Linked DNA regions of Mus musculus: all the other regions are linked to region 1. The links are chromatin loops, found by intact Hi-C in ENCODE. Cell type or tissue: left cerebral cortex. All regions are shown on one strand. Links, peaks and the distances in the headings refer to the core of each region. The heading gives the core; the rest is flanking DNA. Region 1 overlaps Dlgap2 (DLG associated protein 2). Region 2 overlaps Dlgap2 (DLG associated protein 2). Region 3 overlaps Fbxo25 (F-box protein 25). Region 4 overlaps Dlgap2 (DLG associated protein 2). Region 5 overlaps Dlgap2 (DLG associated protein 2). Region 6 overlaps Dlgap2 (DLG associated protein 2).

Region 1 (5,455 bases), core at 228-5,227:
TAAATCATCCCTAGTACCCAGTACTAAGACCCTCTTAGCTAACACTTGGTTGTCGTTGTGTATTCTCACAAGCTGGGAAGGAATGGGAACATCAGCTGATGGATGCGTTTAGCATGGTCCACACTAAGCTCCAACCCCAGCGAGAAAGCATGGACGGCAGTTCTGATCCCTGCTCACTGGACGCCCGGCGTTCTTGCTTTGTTATGACTGACTGAGTCTTCGTCTTCCCTGTGTCTCCCAGTTCTAGGAAAGATCAGGAGTGCTGTAGGAAGTGCTCAGCTGCTCATGTCCCAGAAGTTCCAGCAGTTTTACTGGCTTTGTCAGCAGAACATGGTAAGTGGCGTGGTAGCCTCGATCCCATAGACGCCAAGATGTGTGCGGCCTTCGTGGTCACAGAACCTTTCTGTTACTTTTCAGTTGCTATGACTTTTCAAAACACCGTGACCGACACAACTTATAAAAGAACAAGTTTCTTAGGAACAGACAGTTTCAGTGGGTGTTTTCATGATCATTGTAGTGCGGGGCATGGCAGCAGGCAGGCAAGCAGGCATGGCACTGGGGCAGTAGCTAAAATCTTACTGAGACACAACCCCCAGGAAGAGAAAGGGTTAACCGTGAATGGTAATGGATGGTGTGGGCTTTTAAAACATCAGAACTGTATCCCAGTGACACACCTCTGCCAACAAGGCCGTACCTTCTTATCCTCTCCCAAACAATTCAATCAAGTGTGGACCAAGAATTCAAACCTATGAGCCAATGAGGAGTATTCTCATTCAGACCACCACACTCCTCATTGGTCAGAGAGCTCCAGTGCAGGGATGGGAGAGAATATAGCCCAGCCTGGACCCACATCCCAAGCCTGGAGACCCACACATTGTCCCTGATAAGCCATACCTCAGTCTTAGGGACCTACACCCCACATCAGTGGGGCACTTATACCTTTTATGGCCCTAGAAACATCCCTAAGGTCCAGAAGCCGACACATCTTGCACTGGAGACCCACACACCTAGCTCCAAGGACCAACATCCCATCCTTAGGGTGCTGACTCCACCTGGGACTCACATACCCTAGTCATCTACATTCAGGCCCTGGCAACTCACACCTCTTAGGCCCAGGTTCCAGGTGGAAGCTGGGGCTTGGGCTGGGGTTAGGGCTGAGTAGGGCATGCAGAAGTGGGGGAAGAGTCTGACTGTATACCTTCCTCTACTTGCTTTCTCTTCCAGAAAAAAACCTCAGGAGAAGAGGTAGGGAATGAATTGCTGTGATGGCCGAGGTCACAAGGAAAGAAAATCAGCTGGGGGTCGGGGGATGTTGAGCACAGATGCATATAAGTGTGAGGAGACTAAGATGAAATCTTAGAAGTCATTTGGCCTTTGCATATCCTATAGTGAGGACAGAAATGAATGTGTCTTGAGATAGATTTATGAATTCAGTTGGCATTGATCCTGGGCCTTCCTGTCAAAAAGAGAAGAAACTCACCTGTATATATCTATATCTACACATATGCCTATACCTATACTTATATCTATATCTATATCTATATATCTACACCTATGCCTATACCTATACTTATATCTATATATCTATACCTATGTCTATACTTATGTCTATATATCTATATCTATACATCTCTATGTCTATATAATCTATATCTATCTTATCTCTATCTATATACGTATGTATATGTGCATTATGTGTATATATATGTGTGTGTGTGTATTTATATACCTGCATGTATGTTCATACATCCTTACCTTCATATATTAACATATGCATATACCCATTTATTGCACACACACATTGTTTGGTTTCTCCTGACTAAGATATTTATAACTCCATGAGAATCATGAATTATATCCGTAGTTCTTTATAGGAGATTTTACAGTCCTGACATTTAGTACCTAACATTTTCCACGAAGGTAAAAGGCTCTGCTGGGCCTGTCACAAAGGCAGCAGGTGTTCTGACTGCGCTGTGCTTGTTAGCATACATGGAGACACTGGGCTTACAGCATGTCCTACTGCATATGCGGACATGGCCCCTCAGAGCTGTGGACCCAGGTCCTTCATCAGGTCATTAAGGATAACGTTTTCTCTAACATTTTCCTGTTAGCCCATTAAAGTTCATCAGGACATTTCGCATGATAACACGGCACCTTTGGCATGAAGCTTTGTCGACATTTAAAGGGTGATCTGGAAGGTGTGCGACCTTGGGAGATGAAACTAGATAAATGTCTGGCCATTATGTGTGGCTCTGCCTTCCTCTGCGCACTACCTATGCAAGATTAGATTGATCATAAGGAATGCTATTCTGTGTAGTTGTACTCAGGGTGGCCAGACAGCCTCTGAGGCCTCTCGGTTCAGATCATTCTGCAGGGGGGACAAAGCTCACCCTTGAGCCTCTTAATTGCACCCCTCTTCTGCACCTGATGGAGCTGATTTGGCCTTGAAATGACCCACCCTGACATCTTTGAAGCCTTGCAAGTTAAAAAAAAATCTGGTTGGCTATCTTCTTTTCTTTTGGTTTCTCTTTGGGACCTATGAGACCCTCATTGGAGGGCAGTGTCAGAAGACATAGGCGGAAGACAGAGCATATTATTTGCTCTCAAAGCCGTGGTTCATGGTTGCTGGGGCCACTGCTGGTAGTAAACATTTGTAGGAAGTTTGCCCATCCTTAAGTCTAGGAAATGACCCTAGGGAAAGACAGACACCTCTTCCTAGGTTTCTCCAAGCTGTGCAGGCATGGGCAATTTGTGATGTAGCTATAATGCAGCTATCCCTCTCCCACACACTCAAGCAGAATCAGACAGAAATCTTGGACTGCCAGAGTCAGCCTTAGCTTGGCAGACATATGGACAGACGTCGCCATCTAGTGTTTCAATGGAAGAACAGGCTCGAACAGCAGAGCCCAGCTCTGAACCCCACTTAGGAGGAAATGGAACTTTCACATTGTGAAAGTTCACCTTCTACCCTAGGACCCTCCCTGGTGACATAGGCTGTTACTTGAGTGCCTGTGAACTGGGAAGAGGCAATGGTGCCCAACGGGTATAGTTTCCACGTGAGCATTCACTCAGCTGTGAACCAAACAATGTTCAACCCAGACCACTGATGAAATGTGAACAATGTAAGCACTTTTGGACAAATGTTGATTGTGTAACTCTACAGAATAAGCCAGCCTCACACTGAGTTAGGTAACCACACACAGAATCGGTGCTTAACTGTCACAGTAAGAACCCATTGAAACAGGCTGGAGAGATGGTGGCTCAACGGTTAAGAGCACTGACTCCTCTTCCAGAGGTCCCGAGTTCAATTCCCAGCAACCACATGGTGGCTCACAACCATCTGTAATGGGATCTGATGCCTTCTTCTGGTGTGTCTGAGGACAGATACAGTGTACTCATTTATATAAAATAAATAATTCAAAAAAAGGGAGCCAATTGGACCATACACTGTGCAGAAGTGAGGTTCGTCTTAGGCTGAGAAGAAGCCCAGGTTCTGCCTGTGGATGGTGGAGTGGCACCCCTTGGACAGGCTGAGTTAAGTGGGAGGGGGTGTCCTTGAGTCTTTTGTTCCTTCAAGAGATTGACTTGACTCTCCATGGGAGAAAACTTAAATCACATTACCTTTTGAAGTCATGCTTAATCCTCAGAACTAGAGCTAGGACCCATCAAAATAAACACAATGAAAAAAAAAATGGCCATAATCCTAGTGGCCTACCCACAGGGCAATCCGTCCCATCTGATTAAGTCACATGGCTCTATGGCTTTCTTGAGCTGCAAACCATTTGAAGGATGGAACCCAGAGAGTCTGTACATGCTAGGCAAGTATTGTACCACTGAGCTACATTCTACCCGCCCCCCAGGATTTTCAAGTTGAAGCATTAAAGGGATATGCTACGTGTTTGTAAGCCACTGGCATGTGCCTGGGCTGAGGTGGTCAGGAAGAATCTCCTGCCTTGTTTCAAACGTGTGGGGCTTCTCCTTGAGTGACTTAAAGGAGAAAGAATAGACACCCCCCCCATAATGTCCCTGTGTTTCCACAGGACCCCAGCGCCATGCCAAGACCCACCTCACAGGATCTAGCTGGCTATTGGGATATGCTGCAGCTGTCTGTGGAAGATGTCAGCATGAAGTTTGACGAGCTGCACCAGCTGAAGCTCAATGACTGGAAGATAATAGAGTCACCCGAAAGAAAGGTAATGCAGTCATGTGATGCGGTGGTCCCAAGCTTGTAGGCTTCTGGCGCCTGCTCCGGTACCAGATGATAGCGGATTTCTCCACATTTAATACAGGAACAGATTGTGTGTGTGTGTGTGTGTGTGTGTGTGTGTGTGTGTGTGTGTGTGTGTGTGTGATGGAGGAGGGGTATTGCAAGCACATACACAAATGGCCAGGAATGGAATCCTAGGTTCGAGAATAGCAGTGGGTGTCTTGCTCTATCTCCGGTACACAGACATCTCAGAGACACCAGGAAAGATCCCTACATCTCTAATCTCGTTTCCTCCAGGGATAAATCCTGGCTCATTTTCATCCAACTTCTGTTTGGATTGTATTTAGCTGATCTCCCACAGGTAAGATCTTAGGTCTGGCTAAGATGACAATTGTCTTCTATCCAAATACACTTTACCTGGTACATGTAGGGAGCTAAGGGCGTGACTGCATTTAAACCTTTCGGAGCAGTCTGAGGGTGTGGTCTTCTGATGGAGCTTCATCATCCTTAAATAGGCTGAAAATTTGCATTAAGTCTGAATTTGGCTCCTGCTGCATGGTGACATCATCTCAGGAGAGCCCTGGAAGGCAGTCCAAGTCAGCAATGCATGTGTCGACTTACAAGCTCCCTAGAGATCTAATAATGGCCTGAATTTTCTAGACAGATATAGTCCATTAAATTGAGTTACGGCTAATGGGGCCAGCAAGATGGCCCAGTGGGTAAAGGTGTTTGCCATCAAGCCTTATGCTCTGAGGCCGGTCCCAGGATCTACATGGTGGGAGATCTAATTCCTATACATCGTCCTCTGACCTCCACACAGTGCACTGTGGCACATGTACACCCACATGCATCATCCATACATATGCTCACTAAATAAATGTGGTCCTTTTATTTAAAATTCCAGTTAGATGTGGTAGTAGTTTATGCCTGAGTTCCCAGAACGTGGAAAGCCAAAGTGGGTTTGTAAGTTTGAGACCTGAAATAAATCAGGAGACTCTGTCTCAAAATGAAATAAAGTCAAGTTACAGAGCAAACAGATCCATAATCGTTTGGAGAAGTACCACTTACTGCATGAGGGAGACTGTGTAGCTGCTGCTTAGGAGGAAAGACAGTGAGGGTGCTCACTGTCTGGGCTTCCTCACACAGTGCTGGTGGCTAGTGAGGCTCAAAGCCGCCAGCCTGACATGCCCCTGAGGACATCGAGCAGACTCCTCCTAGCAGATAATAAGAGGGATGTGGAACACAGAC
Region 2 (5,455 bases), core at 189-5,188, 480 kb before region 1:
ATGCTATTTAGACAAATAGATGATTTATTAATTATTAATGATGATCCTGTAAGAATTCCTGAAATTGTATCAGTATTTATTACACTCTTTTATAGTGGTACTGCTATTAGGTCCATTTTAAAACTGCAATGAGAACTGTCATTCTCCCATGTGTCACCAGTTAATTGCTTCTAGATAGAAACCAGACTTTCTACTACCCAGAGCACATTCCAAGAGGTGGTAAAACCATTAACCAAAGGTCATAAAAAGGGAACTAACGATTTATTATAGGTGCTTGGACAGAAGGTAAAATATTGTCTGGGTTTATCTATACTAAACGTCACTAATAGCTTAGTTATGGTTTGTAACTCTCAATGAACCTGTGGAGCTGTGACAGGTGGTGATGGTTTAATGGGATAATTACTCCTAGTGGATAAGCATGCAAACATTCTCTGTTGTAAACTTCTTATTCCATTTATGATTTGATCTTATGTGTAAACGTATGATGAACTTTTTGCCATGTGACCACGTATTCTGAAAGATGGATAAGTGCTGAGGACAAAGAGAAGAGCCTGAATTTCCCTTGCCCCACTTGGTGTCGTTCTGTTTTTCCCCTTTTTCTTAGAGAGCTTTCATAGGAAACTTTTTACAACTTAGAAATAAAGGCTACATTCTCTTTCCCTTTTTCTTCCTGAGACTTCAACCAGCAGGCTGAAAGTGAGAGAGCCCAGCAATTCCTGCAGAGATAGAACAAAGGCCACATTACTTAATCCCCCGCTGTTAGGCTACAGGAGTCAATCTCCTAAATCAGAGGCTTTTATCCCTCAGAATGGACAAGAAAGTTTTTAGGACTTTTTCAAAGTTATCATCAGCATTTCAGTATAATTAGAGACCTAGGACATCCAGAGACCATCAGTCTTTAAAGCCACATCAGAGTCCTACTCTGTGTCCCATTTTAACCCACTCCAGGCTGGGAGGCTCCAGACAAGACAGGTTTCATATTAACCTGCAACTTGCTAATTAGTCAAGGCAGTCCAGTGAGCCCCAGATATCTGTCTGTTTTCACCCTACACCCGAGGATTGGGACTGCAACCATGGACCAGCATGTGTGCGCACACACACACACATATGTGCATGTGTGTAGGAAGCCAACTCTAAGATGGCGCCGGTTTCTGGTGTGCCATTGTCATAAACAACATCAGCGCAGGTGTAAGCCCGAATCTGGCTCCAACCCCTCCCAAGCGGATGCATGCAAATTAGGTGCCGGCAGACTGACCAATCCCAGGGGGCCACGAAGCCTTCTCCTGTGCTGGGGTGCATATAAGCAGACCTCCCTGGGTTCCCAGGGTCCCCGTAGCAGCATCGAGGTGTTCCTGCAATAAAGGCTGTTGAGAAGAATCCAACCGTGTTGTGTCTTCCTTGCCGGCTGAGGTGGGCACAACATATGTGTGTATGTGTGTGTGTGTATCTGTCTGTATACATGTGTGTGTGTGTGTCTGTGTTTTGGTTTTGCTTTTGTTTCTTTTTTCTTTTCTGGGAAATTGAACTCAGGTACTCAAGCCTGTGCAGTAAACACTTTACAAACCGAGCAGATCCTACAACCCATATCATGAAGAGCTCAAGGCAGGTGCTTCACCCACCCCTTGGAGCTGGAGCCTGACCTGTGAGCTCCACTGTGTGCTCTGCGGGGCTGTGCATCTGTTTTTACCTCTGAGTCCCTGCTCCCGTTTTCACATCATGCCTTGTTGTCCGTGAACCAAGTTTCCTCCCTTAACATACCTGCTGCTTTTTATGTTCTGAATTTTAAAACAGTTTGAAGAAACTTGTGTGAATACAGTAATAAATCTGACCAGAGTGGTTACAGTTGTGGGTAGATGGAGACCTACATTCCCATTGATTTCTTTAGTTTCCCTTTTGAGTGGGCACCATGGCCTCAAGGTGTATGCATCTGTATGTCCATAAACCTGAGAAGCTTATAAGGGAGTAAAAGAGCTGTGAACTACTATGTTAGTAACTTTGCTATTGCAGTGGGGGAAACAGCATAGCTAAGGATACATATACATACATATATATAATATGTAATTTAAATATATATTTAAATATAAATATACATGTACACATATATACATGTATACATATGTATACATGATATATAGAATATATGTATATATAATTTAAATATTATAAATATACACATGCATACACACACATATATGTATACTGTATGATGTACATGTATATACATATGTGTGTATATATGTGTGTGTGTGTATATATATATATGTGTGTGTATATATATATGTGTATATATATATATATATATGTATATATATATATAAAATTTAATTGGGCATATATATGGTTTCGGTGGGTCAGAATCTGTGATGGTGGTGCAAAGGCATGGCAGCAGGACCAACTGAGAGCTCACATCTTTTGACACAACCACAAGGTAGAGAGGGAACACTGGGAAGGACATCAGGCTTTTAAGAGCTCAAAGCCCACCCCCAGTAACACACCTTCTACGCCAAGGCCACACCTCCTAATCCTTCCCAAAAAGTTCCACCAACTGGAGACCAGGTATTGAAAGCTATGAGCTGCGGGGGCCATTTCCCCTCCAATCACACAGCTGTGTTGCTAGGCATGATGATACAGATGTCTCCTCTCTTAACCATGGAGCTGTGTCTTTTCTGCCACCCCAGTGGAAGCTCTTCAGGGTCTCAGCTGGGTTCTTCTGTCAGAAACGCGATCAAATAGTTTCTGCCTTTTGTTCTCTGGGGCTCTAGGTAACCCTAGACCTCTCTGAGTATTCACTGTTGAAGTAACTTTGTCCCCTAGATGGAGCCGTGCACCCGCATTGCAAGGCAGAGACAGATGTTTTGCTGGGGCAAAAGAAGTATGTAGTCCTGCTCTGCCTTGGAGTGGAAAATCCTTCACTATCTGCAGGGCTGCAGGGAGCTGGCACCAGCTTTCTCATGGGGGCTGATCAAGTATACAGGGATACAAAGATAGGAGCTCTCACTGCCTCAAAACAGGGACAACATCAGTCTAGAGTGTGGTCTGTCTCAAGGTCACAGCTCCCATGGAAGAAAATCCATATCATGACTTCTGTAGATCTGAGGACAGCTCCTAGAGGTATCATGAAAGACATACTGGCACAGGGCCTTCACAGAATGTAATTTTTGATACTTTAATATTTAGCAAAAAAAAAGGAGAGAATTGTTTATATCTTGTAAACATGAACTGTCAAAGGACAGCTTCAGGCTTGTCACCCTTTTCTCAAGGGCTATGTAGCTGGTGGGAGGAAAGGCATGAGTCTGAGCTCAGGGGAGTAGGGCTGTGTCTGTGGAGGCGTTTACTGTGACATCCCCAGGTGGGGTCCCCAGTAGGTGAAGGCTGAGAGTGTGTGCAGCCTTAGTTCACATGTAGGCAGGGGCTGGATACAGAAGCAAGCCTGTGCCTTCACGATAGCACATACACACACACACACACACACACACACATACATATGTACATACATACACACATACATACATTTGTACATATGCATACACACACATATACATATGTACATATATACACACATTATATACAGAAGATACATATACATACACATATACATATACAGAAGCGAAGTTCAGAAAGAAGCAAAGTAATGGGAATTCTGACTGAGAGGCCAGACAACAGTTGGGCCATCTCTCCAGGATCTTGAAAACTTGCAAGTGCTCTCCTGGATTGATAAAGGCCAAAATACAAGTGGTGGCTATCATGAACCTGGGGAGAGTTGGTATCTGGAAAGCTGTGGGTGCTGAAGGCCATGGGGGGGGGTTCAGACTGTAACCCCACTGTGACTGCATACCTGCTGATAAGGCCCATGAGGAAGAGGCTGGTGAAGCGACTGCCACCAGTGGAAAGTCGGTGCTATACCTTGTGGGTGTAGCTGATCCCCAGGAAGTGACAGTGAATGGAAAATACCTGATTAGTGGCAGAGAGAAGGAAGGCCAGGAGTGCCACAATAGAGGAAGGGATGGAGCAGAACAGGTAAGACCCTCAGATGACCGTGACTGGCTTGAGTGGATTGAGATCAGTTGTGAGTAGAAGGATGGTTAGTGTGTTGGGTTGTTGTTTTAGTGTTCTTCTGTGAACAGACACCATGACAGGGGCTACTCTTATAAGGACAACATTTAATTGGGGCTGACTTGCAGGTTCAGAGGTTCAGTCAATTATCATTGAGGCAGGAGCATGGCAGCATCCAGGCAGGCATGGGGCTGGAGGAGCTGAGAGTCCTACCTCTTGTTGCGAAGGCAAACAGCAAAAGACTGGCTTTCAGGCATCTAGGATGAGGGTCTTAAAGCCCACCCCCACAGTGACACACTTCTTCCAACAAGGCCACATGTGCTAACAATGCCACTCCCTGGGCCAAGCATATTCTAACCACCACAGTTGCCAATGGTGAGTTAAGCAAGCCTCCGTGTGGGCACCTATTACCTGTGTTTTGGGTACCTAGAAGAAGAAATGCCTCTTGGCCTCTTTTTAGGAAGCTATAGTATAGAATAGTAGAGTATAAAATAGGAAGGAGGTAGACTTAAGGCCTGCTTCGGTGACAAGTCAGAGAAGATAAGTGTAGAAGAAGAAGGCCGGAGTTTAGCTGGAGGAGAGCTACGTAAAGTGTAACTACTGGTGGTAGGTCTCACAGTGTCTGTGCAGTCTGGGGGCTTTTCTGGAGGAAGGAGGCAGCCCACAAACATCTTTCAGCATAGAGGCCCATTGTTCCTTGGGTGACCGTGTGCAGGCCCTGTTCTGCTGGTTCAACTCCAGAGAAAGGACTCAACACTCCACTCCTTCCTCCTCCCTCACACAGCCCTGAGCGGGGATGAGGCTGTTGCGCTGTGAGAAGTATCCTAAGGGGTCTCCCTGCCATGGGACACCTGTCACTCATACAAGTGAGGGATATGTGCAAGTCTGCAAAGGACAGGGTCCATGTACAGGAATCCTCCCCAGGCAGTGCTCCATCAAACTCTGATTGCGAGGTTCACGTAGCAAACCAGTCCCTACTCTGTACCAACTGTATTGTACTGGGTGTTTGAAGCTGGAGAATGGCACCCAGTTCATGGGGACGGGAGGGGACCTAGCTCACAGTGAGGGCACAGGACACAGTTCGCAGTGAAGTCTCTCATAGTGCACAGCGAGGAGATGGAACATCGTAGGCAACAGACACAGGACAGCTCAGCTCATGGTGACAGAGAGTCAGCTCAAAGTTGAGTCTCCAGCTGTGCCCAGGAGGAGCTAAGACTAGGCAGACTGACTGCATTGTGTTTGCAAAAACTGTCAAAAGTTCCTCAGCAAGTGAAGGGAGATTGCTGTATGGCAGAGAAACTTTCAGAGATACCAGCTCTTCGGGTGTCTCAAATTGTATGTCCCACCCCAGTTTTTAAAATGTACATATTTATTATTTTATGGATTTCTCTAAAACTCTTAG
Region 3 (5,000 bases), core at 1-5,000, 910 kb before region 1:
TCAAAGGCCTCCTCCAGGACCTGAGCTCCACCCTTGGCATCCTGGTGAGAGGGGTGGGGAAGTCAGTGCTAGTCGGGAACATCAACATCTGGATCTGCCGCCTGGAGACCGTCCTCAGCTGGCAGCAGCAGCTGCAGAACCTCCAGGTGACAAAGGTAGGTTTCTTTTCTTTGTTTGGTTTTGGGGGTTTTCTTTTCTTTTCCTTGTCTCTCTCTTCTTTTCCTTTCCTTTCCTTTCCTTTCCTTTCCTTTCCTTTCCTTTCCTTTCCTTTCCTTTCCTCTCTCTCTCTCTCTCTCTCTCTCTCTCTCTCTCTCTCTCTCTTTCTTTCTTTCTTTCTTTCTTTTTTTTTCCCCAGAGACAGGATTTTGCTATGTATCTCTGACTGGCTTTGTAGACCAGGCTGGCCTTGAACTCAGAGATCCACCTGCCTCTGCCTTTGGAGTGCTGGGATTAAAGGTGAGCCCCGTCACACCTGACCTAAATTTATTTTTATTTGACACAAAAATTGTATGTACATAGGAGATGCAATGTGGTGCTTTATAGATCTGTGATGTGTAAAGACTACATCAGGGCAGTTGGCAGCCATCACCTCGTGTATTCATCAGCTCTCTGAGGTTTTCAGAGCGTTGTTGTTAGCGGTGATATGCCACTGTGCTAATGAGCAGTAGACGTCATCTCTCCTATCCTGGGCCCATTAGCCATGTATTCCCTACCCTTTTCTGTCCGTCTTTCCCCAGATTCTGGCTACCACTGTTTCACACTCTACTTCTTTGAGACCAGTTTTTTCCTTCCAGCATGTAACTTAGAACATGCGGTATTTTGTTTTACTATTCTTGACTTCTTTCATAGAACAGGATAACCCATGGTTCCGTTCATACTGCAGAAGATGACAGTATTTCATTTCTTCTGTGGCTGAGTAATATATAACATATTTTCTCTATTAAGTCACGTCCAAAAAAAAAAAAAAAAAAGTCACGTCCATGGGCACTAGGCTGACCCCAGGTCTTGGCTACCATGAATCCTGCTACTCTAAGCACGTGACTTCAGTTCCCTTGGATGGATGCATACAGCATTGCGGGTCACATGGCCGTTCTGTTTCTGTTGTCTCAGGAGCCTCCCCACAGCTCTTCTCTTTGCTTATTCACACCCATCTGCCAACAGTCCTGAGACTTCCCCTGCACCAGCTCAGCACTGCATTTGTCATTTGCATCTCTCATGATTAGATTAGTGATGCTGGCTGTCTGCATATCCTCTGGAGGTGTGTCATCCAGCTAATCCACCCTTCCCTGAGTCCTGCACTTCCCTAGCATCTGTACATTAACCTATCAGACCAACAGCTGGCAGCTGTCCTCACCCTCCGTGTTGGGCGTCTTTCTCCCTCTCTGTGCTACAGAAGCTTGTTTGCTTTGTGTTAACCATATTGTACGTCATAAACACGCTCAGTGTCAGTGAGGAGGAAGCTGAGATTTAACAGTAGATACAGATAGAGCTGGGAGGCCGCACAGACACCAGGCCTGTCCCTGGGTGAACCGCAGCGCAGCCCATGTTCACTTCACTTGCTGCCATGAAGCAGGGTCGATGTCATCAGCAGTTCCACATTTCAGATCCACCGTTTTCTAGGTATTTTTCTAGTTAAAATAGAGCAGGGGCAGGCATGTCCAAGGATAACTTCCTGAGCACAGGGAAATCGCTATGTGCCAGCCCCATGAGACGATGCTATGTGGTAGCCCCCATGAGACCACCCTGCAGAGCAGTGAAGAAGACTGAAGTGACCGTCAGAGCACATGGCCTCTTCGCTGTAGTCTTGCTGAAGCTGTCTCTACAGCATGGCCATTGTGTTTTGTTGCAGGAAGCCCCTGTGTTTTCTCCACGTGACACCGCTGTGCTTCCTTTCAGCAGGTAAACACTGGCCTCACACTCAGTGACCTGCCCCTGCACATGCTGAACAACATCCTGTACCGTTTCTCAGATGGCTGGGACATTGTCACCCTGGGCCAGGTAACACCAACCCTGTACATGCTCAGTGAAGACAGGCGGCTGTGGAAGCGACTGTGTCAGTACCACTTTGCTGAGCAGCAGGTGAGTGCGGGCAGCTGGCCTTGCTGCTTGTGGGTTCTTCTTTCTTCCTTCCTTCTCCACCTTCCAGCCCTCTAACACTAGATAAGGAGGAAGGAAGGATAGAGCGAAATGGAGAGAGACTGTGAATGCCATCGGTCTGGTTGGAAAGGGAGTGACATTATTGTTAGACGACTTCCTGATGAATAGGAGTGTCGGTTCTGTGGGGCAGTGTGATCTTCACCATCAGGATGATATCTGATTTCTCCTTGTTTCTTTTTTGCTCACAACTGTTTAACAAATGGTAACCCAATAACAACCACCCACCCACCATTGTTCAACCAACAACCCAACCCAATCCCTCCACCCCCAAGGCTTCTTGGGGCCCTAGCATTTATACCCTCTGAAAAACCCCTAGAATTCCAGACCTTACACGGTTGCAGAAACTATCTACAGCTGGTAAAGTCATAGCCCGGCTAGAGTACGAGGCAAGTCACAGTCAGCTGCTGTGGATAGTCTGAAGCAGCCCCGTATCCCACACCTGGGTTAAAACAAAACCATAGTCCCACGATATTCCTGTGGTTTTTAAAGAAACCAAGATCTAACTAAAGTGTGCAGGTCAGTCCCTGAGTCAGGCCAGCTGGCCACCATCCTTTGCCCTCGAATGAAGGTGGGGAGCACTTGATAGCAGCTAGAGGATACCAAAGTTGCTTCTGAATTGTATCAATTACAAGGCTCATGTTTCATATTGAAAAGGAATCATGATTCTAAAAATGTCCTAGTACCAAATTACTTAACTAGCTGAGTTGTGTCCTGTCTCCTGGGAAAGGTCACAGTGGTCTCTTTCCCTGATGAGTCCCACTCTGGCTCTGCCCCCTCCTGTCAGCCTGTCGTCCTTGCAGTTCCCGTGCTTCCCACTTGGTGGCACCATCTTGAGGTCCTGTGTCTTGCTAGTTGATGCTCCTGCTCCAGAGTGAAATCCCCACCTTTGCGTTTCTGCAGCATGTGGGCATCCTGGCTCACTGCATCAAGCAGTGCCTGTTTCATTCAAGGATAGGAAGCAGCGAGTGATGCATTGTCTGTCTTACGGATGTGGACATACCTGGGATGCTGGAGCATTGTGACGTGGGGGCCAGAGTGTGCCTGGTTCACGGCAGATGTGGGCAGAGCAGAAAGCAGGTCCCATCAGAAGAAGGAATCAGGGGTCTTAGCCACAGCTGAGATTCCACCCAGCTTAAAAAGTCCAGCAAAGCACCTGGAACACAGGGCACCTTTTATATGGCTCTCAGGATCTTGCTTGAGAGAAACACTGGTGTGGACATCAAAGGCGGTAGTCAGGGGTGATGTACGTGCCCAGCCAGGACCCTAGGAAAGTCCTAAGCAGAGCCCCAAGGAGATGCCCAGACCCAGAGTGAGCCTGTGAGAGCGCAGGAAGCTCTGGGTTCTCAGGCATGGAGCAGTGCAGCCAGGATGCTGCAGATGGGTGAGCATGGAACTGGGTCCATGGGACTGGGCTGTGCAGAGGCTGGGCCTGAGAATGGCTCGGTAGGCAGGCTAGCCCACCTAGCAAGAGGCATAGCTACTCCATCTGAGTGGGAGTGGACGTCCATTGCTCCCTGCATCCTTAGCCATCCTGACTCTTCCTACTCTCTTCTTATCTCTTTCTCAGCGGCAACTGTGTTTCCGCCCCCTCCTTTTTGAGATTAGATTTGAGCTGGCATCAGAAATGCAGGAGAGAGTGGTTGATCTTTTGGAGGAAATATTTAGAGCCATGGATAGAGTGATGAATAAATGTCTGTCTAGGATGGGCCCTGTGCATCACACATTGCTCTGGGACCTACCTCCAAGGATACCATAGGGCAAGGCCAGGGCTCGGCCTGGGCCACCAGAACCCCTGGCAGGCGTTATATATCCAGACGTCACACGTCCTTCAGGAAATCGGCTGACTGTTGGTTTGTGAGTCCTGGAAGTTCCTTGATGAAAGACTGTAAAGGTTAAAGGTCTGTTTACAACAGTGTTCACCTTCTATAAGAACTTAGAGTAGAATCATCCGTTAGCACCTGTGAGAGCGTCTTTTGATGCATATTTTCTTGATTGAATCACAAAACTGAACTGTGAGATGTTACCAGTTCTTCAAGAGTGACTAACAGCAGCAGGCTCCTGGTTTCTCAGGATCAGCAGTAGCTTACAGCCAGGGCAGGGTCCGGCCAGCACTGCAGGCTAGGAAACACCTCAATGAAGCTGAAGGCTGTGTAGGTCCTGGGTCAGCTGTTTGTAGTGACAGCAGCAGGAGCCACTGGCAAGATGTGTGTGATGTGAGCAGCTGACGTAGATGTGAGACGTGAGTAACAAAAAGACCCCAGGTTCTTATGCAGAGGAGAAACACCCGGGCATGTGGGCGTTCCTCCTGGGAACACTGGGCATGGAGCCGTGAGGAGGGAAGGCAGAGGTATTTTTGTCTCTAGCTCATGTTTCCATGGTGCTTAAAGGACACGGAGAGCGCTCCAGCCAGGCCTGTGACGGCCCCTCTGCTCTTCAGGCTGTCTTAGAAATCAGAGTCCCTCATTGGCTCCATTATTATTTCCAAACGAAGTCCTTAAAAGGTGTGGCTGGTTACATGTTGTACAAGAGATTGTTTTCAGTAATAAGAAGCGAAACACTCCTAAAAGGCCATAGCACACTTAGACAAGGGCATCTTTTCCTAAATGATCGAGGACGTGCCTATTGGCTCCGCAGTTCCGATGCACGCAGACCTGATCTAGCATGGGTCTTGTTTTCTCATGGCCCAAGTTACATTGCCCACACCCTTTGGTAACACCTCACTCAGATGCTACCCGGTTTGTGTCTCTGTCACTGTGCTTGGTGTTGGGACACCATTGTTGCCTCAGGAACCTTGTGCCATTGGCTGTCGTCTCAGCCTCCCTCCAGCCCGAAGCAACCCCTCA
Region 4 (5,455 bases), core at 224-5,223, 120 kb before region 1:
GAAACAAAATTTCCCAATCCATCTGTGTGACTCCAGGCCATTGGCCTCTTTGCATGTCACTTTCTTCATCTAGAACACAGGTTTATGCTGGTTGACCAGGGCTCAGCTATTAGTTGGTTTGGTTTCGTTGTTGTTGATGATGATGATGTTGTTGTTTTGTTTTGTTTTTTAATACTAGTGACCCATTTCTTCTATTTAGCCAAGTGTCACTCATTCATCCACTACCAACAAAGTACAACCCAGAATAATGACACTTGCTTAGTCCCTAGGAAACTTCAGTGCTTGGTATAAGGTGGAAAGTGGACAGATGAACTGGCCTGAATGTGTAGGAAGACAGACAGATGACTGTGAGCCTTGAGTCTGAGCCTATGCTTTTTAAACATTTTCAGGAACTCTCAGCAGGCTGTGTGTAGTAAGCATGATTTTCCTGGGCATTTTCTGAATAATGCCAGTGCTTCAAACGTGAAGGCCTCACCTCTCAAGAGGAGAGGCTCAGTGACAATATGGCCATGCTCCTGCTCACTTTCTGCCATGCATGACCACTCGTGCAGTCTGCTGCTCTGCAGAGGCACTGTTCCCTCCCTGCGGCACCTCATCCACAGGATACACTCCTAGACAGCTGCCGAATTCCTCTTGCTACACCTTGGCCAAGTGTAAGCATATTCAGACAGAGAACCGTGAGCCTAGAACAGTGGTAGCTCACAGCGTGGGTTTATAGTGTGGGAAACAGGAAACAGTTCCCATGTGAGCCCAAAGACATGGACACTACATGAGTTGGGGAGAGAGGAGAAGATGACACACACTCTAGATTCCTACCTGCAAGTATCAGAAAGATGGCTACTTCAGTGCTTATCAGCATGGAGTTCTCAGCAGCAAAGCTAACAGCAGCCAAGGTCCATAGGAACAGAAGAGCAGCCTGTGGCATCGAGGTAACCAAGATCCAGGGCAAGGGTCTCACCAGACAGTCCTCTCAGCACTCAGACAGGAGCTTTGCCATTCTGTCTGCAGTGCCCTTATACTGTTCTCATAGCAAAAAGAAATTGTTATTAAATTTATTTTAATGTGCATGTATTAGCTGTACTCTTCCAGGGTCCTTAGATTCAAAGACCCCAGGATGATAGGGTGGTTGGGCTTGGTCCACAGTGAGGCTATGAAAATGGGATGGTTGATTGCTATCTGAAAACTGCTAGGAATTGGCCGCCCGTTGCAAGATGTATTCTCAAGGTAAGACCCACAGGGCTAAGATTGTGCCAGCTGTTATGTTGTGAGCATTTAAACTCAACAGCTGCTCAGCATCTTGTGCAATGTGAAAATCTGGGCAGACACTGTAAGTTCCAGTATAGTACCATGGCAACCAAAAGAAAACAGGAACCAGCCATCCAAGAACTGGAATGATGTTCTGTTTGTCTGTCTGTCTACAAGGACAGCTTCTCCCTTCCTTTGCTCCGCTGTTTACCTAGGACACATTAATTCAATGAATCTATTCTGGAAAATAGTCTTTATTCCTATAGTCTTATAATTTATTGGAAAGGTTGAATCTCATGCACATATTTGTAATTTATATTGTCTTTGTGTCCATAAGATGCCTTTCCTTTTGTTTACTAATATTTTCAAGAAAATGCTTTCTTTAGACCCATGAGCACCTGTGTGCATGTGTGTGGTATATGTACATATTTGTATGTACATGTTTGTGTGCATATGTGTACATGTGGATTGCATGAATATGTTTGTGCATATATTATGTGTGTATATCTGTGCATGTGGAAGACACCAATGCCAGATGTCTTCCTGGCCTACTTTTCATATTATCTTTGAGACAAGGCCTCTCACTGAACCTGGAGCCCAGCAGTTAGCTGGTCTTGCTGACCAGTGAGCACTAGGGAGCTGCTGTCCGATGTTTGATTTGTTGATGTGGTACTGTAGGTGCTAGGGATCTGAATCCAGGTCCCCGACCCAGCTCTCTAGCTCATATTTCCACACACACCTTAAGCAGTAGCAACAGTGCTGAGAATTTACCTTCTCTTCCCTGTATTGTAATGTTCTCTAAGAGGACCCTCTCTGATTTTGAACTATTTTTTTTTTCTGAACACACCTCTCTCCTTCCTGTGATTTTTCTGTTTCTATTCTCACTGGACACAGAAAGAGCGAGGCTACAAGCCGCCTGGAACTCTTGCCCAAGGCTCTGGCACACAGTCTCACTTTCCTTCTCTCTCTCATGGTATAAAAGCACTTCAACAGTTTACCTTATTTTCTCATTAACATTTGTAGCATCAGATTAAATTCTTTGGCAGTGTGTAAACAAGTAAGTAACATGAAATTGGTGTCCTGGTACTATAGAAACGCTCTGTGCAAAGCAATTTGTTTCATTTAAGAGGTTTTTTCCCTTTTCTCTTTCCTTTTTTCTAAAAACATAGAGTAACGGTAATTGCCCTGCCAAAGGGTAGAACACTTTACAGCTTCTCAGATCCTGGCCTCGTTTATTTCCTAGGTCACACTCGTTTATAAATGCCCTCGAGTAACATGAGATCCATGCCTTGCCACAAAGTGACCTCACGGTGCACTTTAATTTTTAATGTATCTGTTTGACTCTTAAGAAATATTTCAACCTCAATTTCCAGCAGGTTTTCTTGCGTGGGTGGACTGGAAAGGGTATCTCCTGGAAGCACCTGTCTGTCGGAGCATCTCTCAATAGGAGTACCAACCTACGGGAGCACCTCTCATGGGAGCATCATCTCTCTGATGGCTCCATTCAAATGCTTTGGGTAATCGCCAAGGCTTCTAACCCCCAAACTGGCTCTTTCTAGAATGAAAATATAAACCACATTCAAATACCACGGGGTGGGGGTGGGGAGGCTTTTATAAGTAATGATCTGAGTTCTTTCCCTCTCACCCTTCAGCAGGAGGAGTGCCTGTGATCCTGGGGCTGGGCAGTGTGTGCCTCTCAACCCATCATCCACCTAGACTCTTTTCAGAGGAGTCATTGGAATTCACAGGCCTGACTTATGCATTCCCAAATTAGGTGCCCTCTCCCTAGTAGGTTCCCCTGTTGAAACACTTTCCAGTCCAGTGAGATGGCTCAGCGGGCAAAAGCACCTTCCTTAGAAGTGTGAGTTCCCTGGGGCCATGGTGGAAGGAGAGAACCAACTCCTGCAAGTTGTCCTCTGGCCTCCACACACTTGCTGTGGCATATGTACAGGCATTTGGCCTGCATGTGTGACTTGCACCACGTGTGTACTGCCTGCAGAGGGCAGTCAGATCCATAGAGGGGCTGGTAATGGAACCCAGAACCTCTGGAAGAGCAGCCAGTGCTCTTAACCACTGAACCATCTCTCTAGTCATACTGTGGCTCATGTGCACCTGCACACACACACACACACACACACACACACACACACACACACACACACTGAGAGAGGTAGACAGACAGACAGACAGACAGACAGAGACTAAGAGACAGAGAGAGAAAACAAGAAAGACAATAGTAATTAATAAAATGAAAGAGTGAGGCTACAAGCAGTCATAATGTTATTAGACATTAATAACAAAAACAAAAATAATATTACTGCATAAATACCCACTGATACCCCCTCCCTAGTAATCTCTCAGTTTAGTGAGAGACTATGTGACTTCTACAAAGGTCCTGTGTGTTTCCTAGCAGAAAGTCAGCAGCATCCACAATACTTCCGGGTTGAATGATATTAGTGTCCACATTGTCTATATCCAAGACCTCTTTATGGTAAAACTTTCTATTATTTTGCTTTCATAAATGTTATATTGTAAAACAAGGAAGTCAGGGTCACCACCTTGTGAACTGCATTTCCAGTTTTTGTTCACTTGTGGAGCAGCGAAGTCCCCTTTTGCTGCTGGATTCTGGGGCATGCATTTAGGATCAACATGTTGCTGAAGTGTAGTATAATTACAATAGCCAAATAAAAGTTAAGAGAGAAGGCTGGTGGGCAGGAATTATTAAGCCTCTGATTTGCATTAGAAAGAATCCAGATAGGAGAAATTGTTTACAAAACAAATTATAGTTACTTTTGTGATGCTAAAGTTCCATTTCAGAGTAGATTTCTCAAGCACAAAAAAGGAAGTCCCGACCTTTGGCCTCTAGAATAATGGAACCAGGTCTTACAGCAAACAGCAATTCTCTTCTGTGCCTTGGAAGCCATTGTTTCTGAGTGTTACAAGGAGGAGTTGTTTAAAAGCTCTTTATTAAGCCCATAAATAAGATGTCATTCGGTAATTAAGTGGCGGTACGTTGCAGATGTGCACGCTAGTCCAGTCTGGTGGAAAACAGCAATGCAATTAGAAGACAGAGCTGCAGGGTTAGACACCTGAGCTCAGCATCACCTACTCTGCAGCTCCTTATTCACCTTGTGCTCCCAGGAGACACCCACCTGGGTGCAGGTTTTCTTTTCATATTGTGGCTTTGACGTATGTCTACTCAGTGGGGACTTTTGTATGCCTTAGAGATTATTGAGGCTGCTGTTGAATCTGCTTATCAAAGAACCAAGAAGAATCACTCAGCAGTGTATGGGTGCGTGAGTGTGTGTGTGTGTGTGTGTGTGTGTGTGTGTGTGTGTGTGTGTGTGTGTGTATGTGTGTGTAAGCACATATATTCCCAGTTTATGATACACAGTTGAACTAATGAAGAGGGTTAATGAAATTCTGAATATTAGCTTGAGGCTGTGGAGGAATTGATGGGTTTAGATAAATTTGGGTTATTTTGATGCATTCCTCAAATTACCCTTGACATGACTTTATGGATGGGGAAGGTCCTTTCTGTCTACCATAAATGTCCACTCTGCTATGGGATTCTACTGCATCTCAACCTGAAGCCGTATGTTTAGGCATAGAGCAGTGAATGGCACTTACAAGGTATGGCTGGGCAGGGCCGAGGACGGGGCCCATGCCCTGCAGTGGTAGCCCCGAGAACCACTTCAGAGAAATGCTGTCAAGAGCAGTCCTGGCCTTACTGCCTTCAGCAGTTTCCATCTGAATATATGTCTTCTTTGCTACCCCCTTTTTTCCAAGCCCTCGATTGCTTGCTTTCTCCTACATTTTACTACCTTTTATCTGTTCCAGTTCAGACACCTCACTCAATGGGAGCTGCATTAATCCCCCTGTGGGAGGTATCAGCCAAGCTCAGTAGGAGATATGAAGGTGATTTTTAAAAGAAAGATGGCCGCAGTTTTTATGTGCTTAGTGAGGTCCTGATGCGGTCTGAAGCATATGTTTAATTTGTTCATCTGTTGCTCATGCTAACCCTGAAGGAGGTGTAAGGATCAACTGCATTTTACTTGGGAAGGGGGACATTTCTGACCATGCATTAATACTCTACTCCTGGGTTCCTCCCCCACATGGTAATTCCCACCATGGGAGCAGAAGCACCTTTCTTAGGTTTCTATTCCTGCACAAACATCATGACCAAGAAGCAAGTTGGGGAGGAAAGGGT
Region 5 (5,455 bases), core at 169-5,168, 520 kb before region 1:
TTTTTTTTTTTTTTTTTTTTAAGATGATGGGTTCTTTGGAAAATGAAAGTCATTGTTCATTTCTAATGGGGCCCAGCATCACTGTGTGCTGGCTTAAGTGTTTGACTACTTAGTCATACAGTTCAGGGTTGACATTTAGATTTTTATTCACTTTAAAAATCAGACTGGAGCTGGGGTGATGGCCCTGTTGGTGAAGACCTTACTGAATGAGCACGGGGGCCTAGGTTTCATCCTCGGTATTCATGGAAAATCTGGAATGCAGGCATAGGCGTGGAATCTCAGACCTGGGTTGGCAGAAGCAGGTGGATCCCTGGGATTTTCTAGCGAGCCAGCATAGCCCGGTAAGCGAGTTCCAGGTCAGTGAGAGACCCTGTCTGAAGAAACAAGGTAGATGAAACCTAAGGAATAACACCTGAAGTTAGCCTCTGACCTTCTCACACGTGTCTGCACACTTACACACATGCAAACACACACACACACACACACACACACACACACACACACACACACAAAAGACATTGATGCATAGATCTTTGAGCACCTAGAATTAGTGTATTGGAGGCAATATGGTTCTGATTCCTGGGTAATCCATGTGGAATGCCAAGGTGCAGACATCTCAGGGGCTCACATCCTTGCTTCTTGGTAGTTGGGAAGCTGCAGGTCCTAAGAGGTAGTACTTATTATCCCTGGAGTGGTTCAACATGAGGGTGTGTTCTCTCCAGATGTTTTTATCTAACAGAGTCTCTGCAGAAGATGCCAAATGTATAGAACCTGTATCAGTGGTCCTTTCGGTCGTTTTGTGCAGTGTCTGAGATGTAGAAGTTGTGTATCTGTTGCCATTACATCAGGAAGCCACTGGCAGGGCTAGTGCATTTGAGAAATGCTAGAAGAAATGTCCTTAAATACAGATGTAGGCATACTGGCTTATAGCCTAAATTTGCCACTGTCCAACCTGGAGATGATGTTAACCTTGCTCTCCCATGTCCCCAGATTTACATTAGTCAGCTGTGCGGGATGGTTGGAATCTCTCCTGACTTTGTATCCAGGAATCCTAGGATATACCTGCTTTCATGTTCCTTCTGTGAACAATATCTAGTAAGTGCTTTCAACCATGCAACTTAGGAGGATCACAGAGTGCCTGCCCCCACCCCTACAGTTCAGGCTGTAGGACTGGATGGTTTCATTCCCAGGGAGCCTCCAGCAGCTCATCCTGTTGTTCTAGATGGCCCAAGGACACAGACCAAACTACTAGGCTGGGATTGATATGCTGTTTTGGAAGGTCCACTGAGAAAGGACCAACAATATTCATGAAGACAGTTCTCACAGCTCTGTTAGTACCCAGGGGCAAAGGCATGAGGTACACAGCATCCCTCTCAATATGCTGACGCCTCTTTAGGACAGAGCATGGCTTGAGGACATTCAGGACTACCACCACCAGGACATACCCATGTTCCTTAATTACATAGTTGTTGCATCTTCCTTGTAAGTGATCACCGAGCAGAGTAGACAAAAGGAGGACTCACAGTGTAACTGACTCTTTTCTGGTCTTAGAACAGGGATGGACCATGCATGTCTTTCTACACCCACCTTTGTCTCTCTAGTCAAGAGCCAAGATAGCAGAGCATCCTCAGGATAATTGCTTCCTGTGCGTGTGCATCTAAATGGGAGGCTTAGCGGGAACAGATGCTGCGTGGATCAGGCCTGCTTTCAAATAAATCATGGGAGGAAGGGAAGAGCAAATATTTGCAAAGGGCTTCACACTCTGCACAGTATTCCCACGTATTTGTGTCCTGATGGTTTCTGTGTGGACTCTGGCCTGATGTCCCCCTTGACCTTGACTCCAGCACCACCTCCATGAAGGCCAGGAGGAAGAAAACAATCTGAGCATGTGGCCCGAGTTTAGGAGTCCAGTGTGACTGTCACTCCTTCATTCTACAGCTGACAACCTCTGAAGTTCACTTCTGACCTGATCGGTCTGGGAACTCAGCTTCAGGAATTTGCTGGGAGGCTGGGACATGCCAGTGACTCCTCGGAGAATTGTTCCTATAGCTTTGAAGATTGTTGTCATTAAGTAAAGTGGCCTGTACACTTAGCTTAGAAGTAGGTCTAAAGGATGCCCCTTTCCCTGGTTTCCAGAGTCAATGTATTAATAGAGAGAAAACTTTGCAAATTGATTGAGAACATTGCTGTTTGAAGGAGAGAGGGCTGATTCAATTTTTATAGAATTTTCATAATAATTTGTAAATAAACCTTTTAAAAAGTCAATCAACAGCTGAGAACAGGGTATCTTTTGTTAATACATGTCCCCTGCCCCCAGTGGACATGGATTTGTCAATGGAAACTATTTTAAGACAGCTCTTATGTCTGGCGTTCTGAGTGTCCTACTTCCTAAATCTATGGCATCGGTATAGGGTTATACAAGTGCCACAAGGTCACCCTTGGATGTCATGATGCTAGTTCTCAAGCTCTGCCTCCATTAGGGTGTCCTGTAGGGTACAGAATACTGCAAAGGAGCTACCTTTCAAGGGCTATCATATAACTGAGAGGATCCTGGGAACACAGTGCTTTGAGAGCTCCCGGCCAACACAATGCAGCAGGATAGGCTCTACCTCCCTGGCTCTGTGTTCCCGGCTGCCCTGCTAATGAGAGCTGCATTATGCATCACTCTGAAGACATTAGCACCTTGTGCGGTTTCCGATTGTTCTCTAGTCTTGACTACTGGATGGATCATCGTTTCTGGCTAAGAGGTAGAATGCACTCTGAAAACAGATTCCTGAACCCAGAGGCAGGAGCCTCAGCAACATGTGGCTGAAGTGGTTTGAAGGGAGATCGAGATAATAGTGTGCTTGCTGCTTGCCCACAGCCTGCCAAGCACCACATTGGGTATGTAATGACTCGTGATGTGCAGTCGGCACCATAATCCACCAGGAGGCAGTTTGTCATCGTATAGCAACTGTGGAAATCACGTTCAGATTCTGGTTTGCATTCTGAATCAAGGTGAGCCTTTTCACAACACTTCTTTGGGCATCCCCTGTTGCCTCACAGGTCTTGGCTATTTTTTATACTCAGTTGCTGAAACAGAAAGTTGGTTTGGGATTGGTGCCAGGGAACTCTCCCTGGCCACACAAAAGCCACATCATTGCTAGTGGTCAGTGCCCCAAGGCACCACAGGGAACTGGATGGAAGGCCCCTGAGCAGAGATGGTTATTCATACATACTCAAGCTCCTGAAAGCCCATCCTTCCGTTGCTCTGTGTGCGTGTATGGGTGGGAATAGAATTACAGAGCCATAGAGCCCCGCTCTGAGACTGGCTCGTTGAAGGACTGTGGCTGCCTCTTGTGCCACCCCTCTTGTTGGTGGCTCCGGTCACCACAGACTGCACGATGAAGAGATGAACTTTGACAAGTCTGCCAGGTGTTTGGCATCCTCACTGTGCCCCTCCCCCACTCTGGTATCTTTTACTGAACCCTAGGCTTAGTGGTTGCCCTTTAAAATGCATCTGGCAAACAGACAGGGCGGGCTGCTTATTTGCTGAAGTATTTCCCTCCTGGACTTACATCAGCCTGCAGGGCCACTGGTTTCCATTATTTCTAATCACGTCTTCCGCGAGGAAGCTGTCATCTGCCCTTTGGTATATGCAGCTTCCACAGGCCTGGGTCCCTCTTGTACCTCAGAACTTTCCCCAGAGACCAGCCTTCTTCCCAATGACCCAGTAAAAAGAAAAAAGGACAGAAATAAGGAAACTCTTAATTTCTTTAATGCTTTTGGGAGATAGTTTCCAACCCGACTATGATTCTGTGTTTGCTATTATCGTTGACATTGTACTCGACGCATCTTAAGAGGAGTCCTTGTCTTCCGTGGCTTCAGAACGCAACAGGATATTTTAAGTGTTTGCTCTAGCTTCCAGAATTATGGACTTCTCCCCACACTGTGCCCACTGGCCTACTGTCTGGCTGAAGACTAAACTTCCACATGCTTCCTGCTCTATTCTGGGTCCTGTGTGTGCTGGGGAGTTACCGTTTTCTCCACGGTTTCCCCAGGCTTGTGAACTGGCATGCAAGCACGTATTTTTCCATGACCAGCACTTGTGAGCACTCACAACAGAAGGCAGGTCCCAGGCTGTGCTCTCCCCAGATGCAGGTCAAGGTTTTAAAGTTGAAGGAGCAAGTGGATTTTCATTTGGGGGCTCCTGGAATTGGCAAGTGCTAATATCCACAAACCTGAGGTCCGGTCCATGGGTCCGTTGGAAGCATGTGACTTTTCATCTGCTCTCTGAGGTTTTAGACAATCTTGCTTAAAGTTCTTGGGTTTCCTTTTCTTTTCCTTCTTCCTCCTCTTAAGTTGTTTTACTACCTGCCTAACTTCATTTCCTTAGCTATTCATTTTATAGAATGGAAAAGAAATGTGATTTCTTTTTTTGTGTGTGTCACATTTCTCTGGCAGTAGCAGGTGGCCTTCCTTTTTTTTTTTTTTTTTTTTTTTTTTCTGTAGGTTTTGATCTAAGTGGCTCTAAAGGGCTGGCCTCTCTGCAACCCCACGCCCCTGCTTCTGCTGAGCCCAACATTTGGCCCCAAGGGCTCTGCTTTGCTCTCCCATCTCTCTTCCCTGCTGTCCTAGAATCTGTACAAGATGTCCAGGCTGTGTTGGACCCCTTCTCCTGCCCCAGTCTCATGAGGACCAAGGCTTAATCCCACTTGATTTGAAAGTTAGGAAACAATTGCTTGAATGCTTACACTGATACTAAATTTTCAAGATTTGTTTCATTACTTAAAGTAAATTTCAAGTTTAGTTGATGTCTAAGAAATAGATAACATTGCTCAGGTGCTGGAATACTCAAAAGTCAGCATCTATTTAGGCTTCCTCACCAAATCAGAGTGGAGTCCTATTTAAAAGAAAACAAAAAACAAAACAAACAAACAAAACTAAGTAGATCCCAGGGGGCAAAAAATTAAAAAGGTTATCCATAATTTTTCTCATACTTTTCCTAAATGGATTTTGATTCACGTATGGAACAATTGGCTTGTGAGTGCATGTGACTAAAAGGTTTCGTCAGAAAGCTCCTTGGTCCCCTGCCTCATCTCCCTCTCCTGGTTTCCTGCCGAGAGTGTTCCGGTTCTGTCTGTACTGAGTGGCTCTGCCAGCTGTAGAGCTTCATGAGTGGACGGATCTGCTGCCACCCATCTTCTTTTAGGTGACCTGATGGTGTGAGCCTTGACTGCTTAGTACCTGCATTGGTGTTATTCCTTCATTGTTGGAGTCTTGCTCACTTTTCCAGCCTGGGTGCTCACATCTTTCAGCCTTGGATACCAACCTTCTGTGGCTTTTGTATGAGTTCACTGGGGCATGAGCCTCATCCTGCTGGGACCCAGGCTTGGCCTCCCATAGCTGGAGGTTTCACACCTTAGCTCATCTCTGTTCACGGTTCACGCTCCCGTTGCTGTTGCAAACCTGCCTT
Region 6 (5,455 bases), core at 305-5,304, 470 kb before region 1:
AGGGCATGAGCAATGTTCACAGGGATCTGTGGTGCAACTGGCATCAACAGTTACGAGTCTCTCATATATGATGTCACCAGGATCTCTGATAATGATTTTCAGAGAAACAAATACAGAATATGGAGGGATCCTGCCTATGGTCCCACGTCCCATTCTCCAGTGAGCACAGCAAGGTCAACCACGCCCAGCCTCTGAGACTTTCTGATTGGAACACTAGACTCAGCTTCCAAAGGCTCCTTCTTCTTTTCCTCTGCACACTGGCATCCCTGTTTCTAGGGGCACAGGAGTGGTCTCAGTGCGGCCAGTCAGTGTGCAGTAAGCCTAGCACATTCTGTCTGAGCTCACACCGAGCATCGTTTCAGATTTCATTATTTCCAGCCGACAAACCCGAAATGTAAGTATTTACTCTTTGCAATATGTTTTCAAAGATGGATGCACTCTGAATTGTCTGAATTGTGATTATTAACATGAGTTGCTCATGTATTTGTGGTACTTGTGTTATCGAGAACATCGGCTTTACCCTCTCAACAACCTTTCAAGACATGCTGTGTAGCACAGATAATCTCTAGAATGAACTCCTCCCAAGGGAGGTTTTTGCCCTCAACAGACATCAACCTGTCCCTACTCTGCTGGTGACAACCATCTACCGTCTACCCACTTTCTCCTCCTGAGAGTCCCCTTTTCAGAAATCTGGCTTTAAAGAGGTGTGTGTGTGTTATGTCTGTATGTGTGTGTATTATGTGTATTTGTGTGTGTTGTGTGCATGTTGTGTGTGTGTATGTGTGTGTTATATATGTGTTGTGTATTTATGTGTTGTGTGTGTGTGTGTGTGTGTGTGTGTGTGTGTGCGCGTGTGTATGATTGATGTTCAGTTTTGAGTGTGAGTGCCTGGAAAAGTGCCCTTCACGTGGGAAGTGCTCAGCGGGGCCAGTGAGATGACTCACAGGGAAATGTACCTGCTACCAAGCCGGACGACCAGAGTCCAGCCCCCAGGGTCCAATTGTGGAGGAGAGACCAAACTCCTGCATGCTCATGTCTGACTCTTGCAGCCTGCGGCGCACATACATAGACATGCACTAAGTAAATAAACACTATTTTTTTTTTTAAAAAGAAAGTGCTCAGTAAACACCCACTGTGAGGAAGTAGTGAGATGTTCAAGCATGCCCTTCAGACAAACTCTGATGTCTAGGATTTCTGCAGGTCTGAGTGCCAAATACCAGGCTTGTGGGCTAAAACCCAGACTGTACAGGGCTTGAGAGGTCTCACACACACACACACACACACACACACACACACACACACACACACACACGTTCAAAATAGTTAACGAAGAGAACGCTAGGAATGTGCCTTTTGATTTTATTGAAGATTTTTCTATTGAGAAGCCCTGAAGAGCAGTGAATCCCTGTCCATTAGGCATGCATTAGCCGCAAATAGGATGAGGCTGGACAGTTATTAAAAGAAACCTGATTTCTGAAGCATCATGTGAGTTTCATTACCTCGATTTCCCACCTGCTCCTGCTTTGTCCACTTTAACTGCACTCTCGCATGCAGTGTGGTGGGTCTGTGCACTACCTCTGGGGTTTTCTCCTCTGTGGTGAAGGCACATTGCCAATGCCGGTTTTACACACCTCCAGTTTGTTCTGCTGACCAAGCTTCAGCTATGTGTGCTATCTTATGTACAGTAGAGAGTGGGTGATTCTTTTCTCTTCCTGCTGGAAGAGAGAATGAGAGAGGCAGGAGAGGGAGAGAGAAGAGAGGGGAGAAAGGAAGAGATGAGAGGAAAGAGGGAGAAAGGAAAGGGGGAGGGGAGAGAAAAGAGATAAAGAGAGAGGGAGAGGAGGAAGAAGAGGATAAGGAAGAGGGGAAGGAAGGAAGGAAGGAAGGAAGGAAGGAAGGAAGGAAGGAAGGGAAGGAAGAAAGAATTACAGAGGGCCCAAGTAACAGCAGACAGGGTTTAGTGACTTCTCATACTGTATATGTTCATGTTTTTGGTCTCAGTAGAGTGACATGGCTGGCAGGTTCTGCGAATGGCTATGAAGTGATAGTGACCGACTCCTGTCTGCTGTCACTGCTTGCACAGTAGCCTAAGGCCCTTTGGCAAATGGCAGTTTTAGTCGTCTCTCCATCTAGCTTCCTATTAACAGACTTGCTTGTAGAAGGAGACTTGGTTTGTTAGGTGTCCTGCTGAATGTGGACCTCATCTCAGACCCGCCTCTGTTTTCTACCCAACCCCCTGGGCTACGGCCTTATTCACAGTAAGTGCTGAGAGATGTTCCCTGTGCTCAGGGCTTCGGCAGCCTGGCGTGCACCTTGTCTTTATCTCTAGTATGTGGCGGCATAACTTTTTTTTTTTTTTTTAAATATCCTTTTGAAATTAGTTCACACAACATAAAACCCACTTGTTTCAAACATCAAATTCGTTGCTTTTTTAGTATATTGAAAACACTGTGCTGCATTATCAGATGATAAATTTGATCACTTTTTCTTTTTTTTTTTTTTTACAATTCCAAAAGAGATCTGAGACCCATTAGCAGCTGCTGCAGCACTCCCAGACCAGCAACGCTGGCAGGTAAATCTACCTCCTACATCTATGGAGTAGTGCATTTGTTGGGTATTCTGTGTTGGGTGAAGCCCACAATAAACGGTTGTGGGGTCTGGCTTCTCTCAGTAGGAAAGGATTGCAGAGTTTATTCATGCTTTAAGCTGCTTTCGTACTTGCTTGCTTTCAGGTACTGATTTGAATGTTTGTTTACCCGCTCACTAGCCAGTGGTTGTTTTTCTTTTTTTCTCCCCTGTTATCTGCAATGCTGGTCTAAGCATCCTGTACATGCCTTAATTACTCTTAGATATAGCTGGGAGAGGACTGTGTGGGGTCATGGTGCAGGTCTGCTTTATTGATCACTCTCCAGGTTGCTTTTCGTGGCTCCCGTTTCCGTTTATGTTGGTAACAGATGGAGTTGGATTTCTTTATACCCTAATAGCGGTGGTTAGTGTGCCCTTTGCATTGCAGGTGCCCTAGAAAGAGTGAGGCACTGTACTGCAGCGGCAGCTTCTGTCTACAGCATGTTGTCTCATATGTCTCATCTCTCGAGAAATGACTTTATTCTTCTGTCCATTTGAAAGCGATTGTCTTGTTATTGAGCTGTAGATACTTAAATATTCCGGATATAGGCCCTCTCGTTATTTATAGGGGTTTCAGACATTTTCTCTCATTTTGTGGGTTTTCTTTTTCTTTTTTTGCTGTATTTCGGTGTTTTTGCAGCACAAGAGTTTCAGCTCTGCTTAAGGCTAGTTCCCATGTCCTTTGTGCCTGCAGTGCCCTGTCTCAAAACTCCCTGTTTAACCTCTGTCCACCAGGGGCAGCTCTTGGGCTGCGTTCTGAGTTCTGTGGCTCCTACACCCAGGCCTAAGGGGGTTTGCTGGTTTGTTTGTTGTTGTTTTCCTTTATTTATTTTTAATAAAGTTGTGATGTGAGGTTTCAGATGCAACTTCTTCTTCTTCTTCTTCTTCTTCTTCTTCTTCTTCTTCTTCTTCTTCTTCTTCTTCTTCTTCTCTTCTCTCTCTCTCTCTCTCTCTCTCTCTCTCTCTCTCTCTCTCTCTCTCTCGCTTTTCTGGCTGTCCTAGAACTGCCTGCTGAAAAGAACACTCTCTTCCTGTTGTTGTTTTGACACCTGTCTTAGTTCACTCAGGCTGCTGTGATGGACAGCACAGACAGGGTGGCTGTTTAAAAGCCACACACCGGCTTTTCACAGTTCTGGAGGCTGAAAGCCTTAGATCATGGTACCAACTGGTCCGGTGTCTAGAGAGGCCTGCTTCCTGGGTCTTTGTAATGTCTTTTTGCTTTCTCAATGAGGTGGATTGGATGAAGAAACATTCTGTCCCCCATAGCCCCATCACCTCCCAAAGGCCCCACGCTTTAAACAGTCATCTGACGAATAAGCTTTGGCCGTTTGCCTTCTGGGAAGTATAAACATTCGATACATGTTGTCTTTGATATCCTGTTTTTGGCTCTTGGTTTTTATCACACAGATCTCTATGACCTATGTAATGGCAAGCAGTTTGGTTTTTCTTCTGTGATTAAAAATCTTAGGGCATGTGGGGACGATGGTATACAAGTTCAGAGGCCAGTCTGCTTGGATCTAATTTCAGTTAGTAACTGACTTGGAGCAAGTTGTTCAACTTCTGCGGCCTGAGGTCCTCACCCTGAAGAGCAAATATCTTTGAAACTGATATGGGGAATGTATGAAGAACATATGGATTAATACACGTTCCTGTTTGACTTTGGTCCTGTGAGGTTTTTATACCTACACCATGGACACCACAATGGAGACTGCAAAAGTCCTAGCTAGAGAAGAGGGCAAAGGAAGAACTGTTAAAAGCCTGCTCTACTTGCAGAGCCTCTGTGCTTCTTATCTTAGTGATGGCATCTATGGTCTTACTACTTGACGCCGGAGTGTTGACAGAGCCTCTTCTGAAGCCTCTAAGGTTGCTCTCATCTCCAAGATGGTCCTTTTGAACTCCAACAGCATCCTGCCCCTCCACCCTGCCCCTGCATCCTGCCCGTGCATCCCTAGGATAACTCTAGTGATTAGGACACTGTTGTGACTTACTTGGCTGTACTTGGATACACATGCACAAACTAATGTGCTCACCTGGGCACCCAGGCACTGCTTCGGAGGGTCACATGACTCTGGGTCTAGACAGGACACCAGGTAAATCTGCTGTGCCCACAGTTATGCCACCATGATGGGAGATCTGGGAATACATCCCTTCCCCTCGTTTGTCTCTCCTTTGCTCTATAAAATAAGGAACTTGTTAGCTATTCTCCAGGGGGCTCTGTGACTTTAAATTTCAGTGTGCCTATAAATATGACTAAGTGATTTCACAACTATATTTAAAACTACAAGAGCAGACTAAAGGGTGGGAAAAGCTATGATTCTCCTGTTGGAGTCACAGTTGGAACTGAGTTTCAAGAAGTGTGGTGAGTTATAGAATATGCAAACGCCATTGATAAGGGGCTGATAACGAATGTTTGTCACTGTGAAACTACTTCACAGTGGGATGAGATCTCATAAAGTATACCTATGTAAAAATGGGTTTGGGGTGAAGGGTCTGAGGACTTCATCAGTAGCCTTCTGGAAGACAGTTACTGAGGTGTGCTGCATTGGGTATAGACTACCACAGGGGTCTTTATAGCTCTCATCTGTTAAATAACTCAGTTTTTTAAAATGAATTGTGAGAAGTATTAATATGTAACCATCGAAAATGAAAGTGTCCCTATAGCTTTAGTGCCTTGAAAGTCACAGACTTTGGTGTCCTCATCCAGGGATTTTCTTCTGGGGCTCGCTCCAGAGGGTTTCCTTAACCGAGGCACCTCAGTGAGTGAGTGTGTGGCCAGCAAACAGTGTTTGAATGGCTTTTTGTAAACACCCTTTTTAGCTCCTCGTGGAGA

Evidence for each region. A loop is a pair of places that touch in the nucleus more often than their neighbours do. Peaks named below come from ENCODE experiments on the same cell type or tissue, not always from the same donor. Only the 100,000 strongest peaks of a DNase experiment are listed, where the experiment ranks them.
Region 2: a loop joins it to region 1, with 4 times the contacts of the local background. A loop is called at or near these places in 21 of 42 quality-filtered maps.
Region 3: it touches region 1 in a loop (4-fold over the local background); 14 of 42 quality-filtered maps call a loop at or near these places.
Region 4: a loop joins it to region 1, with 11 times the contacts of the local background. A loop is called at or near these places in 8 of 42 quality-filtered maps.
Region 5: a loop joins it to region 1, with 5 times the contacts of the local background. A loop is called at or near these places in 2 of 42 quality-filtered maps.
Region 6: a loop joins it to region 1, with 6 times the contacts of the local background. A loop is called at or near these places in 21 of 42 quality-filtered maps.

The regions. Positions count from the first base shown.
Region 1 is chr8:14,839,458-14,844,912 of GRCm38, forward strand. Dlgap2 (DLG associated protein 2) reads left to right here. Exons shown (of 16, transcript NM_172910.3): 14 at 242-333; 15 at 4,041-4,193. Among named protein-coding and RNA genes, the nearest start is that of Cln8, 46 kb to the right of the region's middle. In left cerebral cortex, for the core only: a CTCF peak has its summit at 2,862 (motif pointing left); DNase peaks (open chromatin) are centred at 2,828, 4,363 and 4,751; H3K27ac peaks cover 990 bases.
Region 2 is chr8:14,355,140-14,360,594 of GRCm38, forward strand. The region is part of intron 3 of Dlgap2 (DLG associated protein 2); the gene reads left to right. Among named protein-coding and RNA genes, the nearest start is that of Gm26184, 85 kb to the left of the region's middle. In left cerebral cortex, for the core only: a CTCF peak has its summit at 2,819; a DNase peak (open chromatin) is centred at 2,837.
Region 3 is chr8:13,929,286-13,934,285 of GRCm38, forward strand. Fbxo25 (F-box protein 25) reads left to right here. Exons shown (of 10, transcript NM_025785.3): 7 at 1-155; 8 at 1,897-2,079. Among named protein-coding and RNA genes, the nearest start is that of Fbxo25, 24 kb to the left of the region's middle. In left cerebral cortex, for the core only: a CTCF peak has its summit at 2,966; DNase peaks (open chromatin) are centred at 1,244, 2,985, 3,711 and 4,443; H3K27ac peaks cover 1,146 bases.
Region 4 is chr8:14,718,647-14,724,101 of GRCm38, forward strand. All of the region lies in intron 5 of Dlgap2 (DLG associated protein 2), which reads left to right. Among named protein-coding and RNA genes, the nearest start is that of C030037F17Rik, 45 kb to the right of the region's middle. In left cerebral cortex, for the core only: a CTCF peak has its summit at 3,242 (motif pointing right); no DNase peak of the experiment used is centred there.
Region 5 is chr8:14,322,146-14,327,600 of GRCm38, forward strand. All of the region lies in intron 3 of Dlgap2 (DLG associated protein 2), which reads left to right. Among named protein-coding and RNA genes, the nearest start is that of Gm26184, 52 kb to the left of the region's middle. In left cerebral cortex, for the core only: a CTCF peak has its summit at 2,929 (motif pointing right); DNase peaks (open chromatin) are centred at 1,654, 2,605, 2,888 and 3,972.
Region 6 is chr8:14,365,238-14,370,692 of GRCm38, forward strand. All of the region lies in intron 3 of Dlgap2 (DLG associated protein 2), which reads left to right. Among named protein-coding and RNA genes, the nearest start is that of Gm26184, 95 kb to the left of the region's middle. In left cerebral cortex, for the core only: a CTCF peak has its summit at 3,357 (motif pointing right); DNase peaks (open chromatin) are centred at 948, 3,362 and 4,876.